2 separate regions of the Mus musculus genome follow, and region 2 is linked to region 1. A link is a contact called in ENCODE Hi-C or POLR2A ChIA-PET data. All regions are on one chromosome and are shown on one strand. The core of a region is the stretch at or near the end of the contact, and the rest is flanking DNA. Distances in the headings are between cores, read along the strand shown.

The links. Hi-C counts contacts between places; a loop is a spot of excess contacts on that map. ChIA-PET counts read pairs that join two places held with the same protein, here RNA polymerase II (POLR2A).
Region 2: a map of gastrocnemius shows a loop between it and region 1 (2.9-fold over the local background). The contact joins the promoter of Pask here to the promoter of Sned1 in region 1. A Hi-C loop is called at or near these places in 8 of 37 maps with a recorded cell type or tissue (adrenal gland, gastrocnemius, heart and 1 more). POLR2A ChIA-PET finds 5 or more read pairs at or near these places in 3 of 5 experiments (Patski and embryonic stem cell).

The regions. Positions count from the first base shown.
Region 1 is chr1:93,234,545-93,237,244 of GRCm38, reverse strand. It overlaps Sned1 (sushi, nidogen and EGF-like domains 1), which reads right to left and starts at 1,348. Exons shown (of 31, transcript NM_172463.4): 1 at 1,044-1,348. The coding sequence starts at 1,256.
Region 2 is chr1:93,341,458-93,344,157 of GRCm38, reverse strand. Pask (PAS domain containing serine/threonine kinase) reads left to right here and starts at 1,370. Exons shown (of 18, transcript NM_080850.2): 1 at 1,370-1,632. Ppp1r7 (protein phosphatase 1, regulatory subunit 7) reads right to left here and starts at 530. Exons shown (of 10, transcript NM_023200.3): 1 at 447-530. The coding sequence starts at 498.

The sequences.
Region 1 (2,700 bases), core at 99-2,598:
CCACGTGGCTGGTGATGGAGGCAGTGTTCAAGATGGTAGGGATGACAGTATGGCGGCTGAAGGCAGCAGTGCTTATGGCGGAGGTGAGTGTGCCAGTGGAGGCGGTGATAGTGGATGTGGTGGCACTAATGGCAAAATCATTGGTAGAGCTAATGGTGATTGGTGTTGGATTCGGCAGAGGGTGTGTGAGAAGATGGTGCTTTAACTATAGACTACGTTGGCTCTGGCGTTTCTAAGTGGATTTGAGTAATTCAGGAGGCTCATTTCACTACAGATCATCCCTTTGTGCACAGGTGACTGGCGCAGGGTCAGACCCTGAGAACATGGAGGCTGGCACTCAGGTTCTGCAATCCACTGAGACCTCTCCAGCATTCGTGTCTGGGGCTGGAGTGAGGAATTACCCTTGGGAGCCCTGTTTAGAGGGTCTGATCTTGGTGGCCAACCTCCAGGGGACTAAGATGGGGAGGGGAAGGGGTAAGCCCCTCTACACTGCCCCTAGCTGCCAGCCCTGCCCAGCGCAGGTCTCCTGCAACTAAGCAAATCATGCCCGAATTCCTTCTGGCTGTGGGCCTTGGGTGTTAACTGTGGGTGAGGTTGAAATGGCTTAGAGAGGGCTGAGACCATCACAAGCCAGATACCCCACTAGGGTAACTGTGGCCAGAGGCCATGTGCCTACTACCACATAGCTCACTGTGAAGGAACAGGATCGAAGGCTCCCCACTAGGCACTGGGGGACCCGCAGCTCTGCGGAAGCCTGTCGAACTCTGCCAACGTCCCAAACAGGTCGGGCCTTGAGCAGCAGGGGCGCGCCGCGTTCCGCTGGCCTGGCTGTCGCCTAGGTGCCCTGGCGGTTGCTCGCCCCGCCCTGCCCACGCCTCTCCCGCCAGTCGCTGTCCGGCCTTGGCCGCGGGAGAGAGGAAGCGCTGTCCTCATTCCACCTCTGGCTGCCGCGGTGCCAAGTTGCTGGCGGCGGCAGCGGCAAGAGTTGGGGTGGAGGGCAGCGGCGCCCTCCCCGGAGCCCCCTCGAGCTCGGGGTTACTCACGTAGAGTCCGGAGTGCTCGGCGCCGAAGAACGGAAAGGGCACCGAGAGTGGTTGCAGCCCTGAGCCGCCGTCGTCCTGCTTCGGGGTGACGGTGTCGCCGCGCTTCGTGCCGAACGGGTAGAAGTCGGCGAGGGCCACGGCAGCGCGCACCCCGCGCGTCCCGAGCCCCAGGGCTGCGGCCAGCAGCAGCGCCCAGGCGGCGCCGAGGCGCATCGCCGGGATCTGAGGGCGGGCCACGGGGCTCGGGCAGGTGGCTGCAGTCACCGCACGACCGACTGGCCGCACAGTTCCCTTCCGCTAGCTCGCGTCGCACTCCGGAGACCCGCGCAGCTTAGGAAGGCGTGAGGCACGACTGCGGACCGCCTGCCTAACGCGGGGACCGGGGTTTAAATAGCCTGCCCAGCCGGCCACTCGGGAGGGGCGGGGAGAGGCGGGGTCATGCAAATAGTGGCATTTTTAACTTGCTGGTCCGCGGAGTGGGAGGGTGCGGGAGCGGAGCGTAGCTCCCAGGCCCTTCTGTGTCGAGGCTCATTAAAGCCGAACTAGTACTGGGTTGGCTCCACCTCCAAACCGAGGCCCTTTTGCTCTCTTGCATTTGGGCTATGTTGAGGTGAGGACTTACAGTCTCCTGTCACCAGCTTAAGGCCTGCCCACAGGAGGAGCGTGGGCAAACCCAGCAGTTCTGAAGCTGACTTGTTGCCCTAAGGCCTGATTTTGAACAGGCTTCCTGTGTGTCCTCTGGGGTCCCTGTCAGGCCAGAGCATCTGGCTTTTCCTGACAGAATGCCAGTCTGGGCCACTTCTCCCTACAACACTTACACAAACCTTGCGTGGCCACACCCCAGCCCTAAGTTAGGACATCAACTTTCAGAACCAGCTGAAACCTGTCCTAGGGTCTATTCCTTTTCTGGTTTCACTGAGGATGAACCTTGGGTCTGGGAGACTCGAAGACTTACTTAGCTTTCTCTCGTGTAAGGACTTTCCCCTATGGGATCAGTCATGCAGCACAGCTGGACAATGTTAGGGAAACCTGCGGGGTAGGCTGGTCACCCAGGCCCTGGGGGCAAGTTAGTTGCTGTGGCTCCTTAACCTTTCTCGATCTTCTTAAGAATTGCTTTGTAAGTGGCTGTCCTGCCTCAGGGGTGCAACCTGGTCTTTTTCTGTGTCCCCTTGGCGCCTCTTGGGGGCCTCAGTTCTCACCACCTTGTCTGCACCCAGATCCTACTGTTGGATAATGTGACTATAAGCCAAGTCTGGGATCCCCAAAGACAAGATGCTGCCTCTCAAAGAGAAGCAAGGAAGAAAAAGAAAAGCTACAGAAGTAGCAGCAGCTGCCCCGGAGATTCTGGTTTGTGCTGGCTTTGCATTTTTCTGGATTTCCCAAAATCTCTCTAACAAGCATGTGCTGTGTCTCAGTTCCACAAGGGACATTGCATATTATTTTTCAAGTATAGCAGAGAGTTCTCCGTGTGTCAGTCAGGGGTACCTAGCTTACACAGATCCTGTTCTTAGCAGACTCACCACTGTGATACGCCCAACCCTCAGCGTCGGGGACCAGGCACCAAATTTAAGGAGACCATTTTTGTTTGCACTGACCACGTCTACCCCACACCTGGTACATGGCTTGCCTTCCTCTGTCCCACCCCTCCAGCTTTGTG
Region 2 (2,700 bases), core at 121-2,620, 110 kb before region 1:
AGCTCCTTTTTATCCATCTCTCTGCCACAACCCATTCGCTTCAAAGCAGACTTTTCCATTCATGCCGCGTGAACAAACTGGACTTCGTAGATTCCCCACGCCTGAAGCCTCAGTTTCCCAGTGAGCTGACGGAGGACGGTTCCCTGCCCCCTCGCCTGTCAACTTCGGAGCTTTAAGACTAGGTTCCTATAGCCACGGCTTCCTTGCCAATCTCCCTGGGCGGGCTCGCGCCACGTTTTTCCCCAGGGTCTTGTCTTTCTGGCCGCTACCGCCCTCGGGACGGGACTCCCGGGCTCCGAGCCTCCCTGGCTGTCCAGCCATATTGGCAGCTGTCAGAGCTCTGTGGCTGTGGCCGGAGGCTGGAGGCCGAATTCCGATCCCGCAAGAGGCCGTGACCGCCCAGCCCGAAGCTCGCCGCTCCCCGGTCACCCACAGGGGCCGCTCACCCTCCATCATCTCCTGCGACTGTTGCTGCCCCGCGCCGCGCTCTGCCGCCATATTGGCTGCTCTTTCCCTTTCCGGAATCTGTCGCCTTAGGCCATGGGCCAATCAGGATTCCAGGTCCAATAGGCCAGCCAATGGAACAAAGTATAGAAGCGCGAGCTGACAATGCTTGCGCGGGCGCAGTGTTTCATGGGGATTGTAGTTCCCACAGGCTCCGGCTCCACCTGGGTTAGGGGTTTGATGAATGAGTAGAGTCTAGGCGAGCACGAAGAAAGCAGACATCCCGGAAAGTCTTTAGGCAGCATGGGAGACACTTCAAGCTTGCGGATTCGCTCAAGTCACTATGCCAACTTCGGAGGCGTAGAGGTACTGCGGACAGGAGAGTTCTACAGGCCACAGGTGAAGCCGACTAGACTTGCACCCCCGACTTCGGGAGCCTCACTTCACGGTGAGCCGGTAGGCGAGGGAAACCAGTTTATTCTGCGCCTGCGTGCTGATACACTGGTGCCACAGGCCACCTTTAGGGGATGCTTGGAGAAGGCGGGAGGGGCCGCGGTCCGGTCCTGGGGCTCACGTTTGCGGCCTCCAGCCCACGGCGAGCCACTGTGTCGTCCGCTTCTCACTGTCCTCGCCTTGGAAAGGTGGCCGTCGTAAGAAGGGCTGCACGTCGCTCACCGTCCTCGGTTCTCCCGTAAGAGTAAACTGCAGTCACTTGGAGTGGGGCGTGGAGGGGGGGGAAAGGCGCGAAGAAATCGGGTCTTTTGGCTCCTCCGAGGCTCTGTAGTGGGTGTCCGGTGCGTCCCTAGCAACTGTTTGCGCGCGCTCAGCTGCTTGCTTTCACTGAGGTCCGCCCATCAGGGTGTCTGGTTGGTTCTTGGTCCCTTGTTATGCTGCCTAAGTCGTTCTGCGATTGGTCGGTGGGCCAGAAGCGCGCGGATCTTCACGTTGTGAATCCGACTGAGACTTGCGCCAGCCTGGGGTGAGACACCAGCCTTCGAAAAACCTCCGGGTGGCGGCGAGTGTTAGTTACGCATTGTCGTGGAGTGGCTCTGGCCCTTTCCTCGCGCGCCCGCACTCCCTCCGCCCAGCCCCGGCCCCAGAGTGGTGGCGGGTTCTGGCCGTTTGACCCGCGCTCAAGAGCCGCCAGCGCCCGAAAGCCTCTGATTGAACTGGAAGCTTTGCTTTAAGGTTAGACTAGCGGGCCAGTGAGCTCTGGGGAGTCACTTATCTTCACCCCCTAATTTCGGGATTACAGTTATGTGTAGCCACGTCTGGCTTTTTATGTGGTTAAAGATTTAAACGCAAGTCCTCATGCTTGCATAGAAAAAAACTTTTAACAAAGGGAGCCGCCCAGTTCCTGTAATTACTTTTAAGATAAAAATTTGTAGCATTAACAATTTAGTTTGAAGAATGGTATTTTTTATATAAATTAAGATCTCATATCAATATATTCTGAGGTCATACAAGGTCTAAAAAAACAGTAAGGTTTTGTGACTTTGGCAGTGTATTTAGAAGCCATAATTACATGTCCTAACTTTGTCAATAGGTTGGTTTTAAAAGTAGAAAAACCACGGTATGATCGTATCATTGTTTGCTGTAACAGTAATTAGTGCATTTAGATACCTAGAGAAGATGCCTGTACATCTTTCACATTAAAACACTCTACTTGAAAACTGCTATCTAACACCTACTCATCTTTATTTTGTTTGAGTCTGGTGGTGTCACATATAGCCTTGAACACTGTCGCTACTCATCTCTTATTTCATAATGAGTTGTTGCTTTTTAGGATCACATACTGAGTGCATGTGCCTGTGTATGTAATATGCAGAATAGTGAAGGCAAATAGTCATACTTTATCAGTCAGTGGTGGAAGGTTTGCCCAATAGGTGACTAGCTCTGGGTTTAATACCCACCTTCACACAAAAATACCAATTGTCAGGCTGATGGTGTCTTCCTCTCTTCCCAGCACTTCCAACGACTCTGGAGACCTTGCCTCAAAAACAAAACAAAACAAAAAACAAAACAAACCCCAAAAGGAAACAAAGCCCTACAGTTTGGGCCCAGCATTATGGCTCAGTGGGTAAAGGCACTTGCTGCCAAGGTCTGACAATTTTGGACCCACATGGGTAGAAAGAGAGAAGTGACTCCTGAAAGTTGTTTTCTGTCATCCATGGTTGTGCTTTCTCTCTTTCTCTTTCTCTCTCTCTCTCACACACACACTCCCACAATGTAATAAAAATGCATGAAAAAGTCATG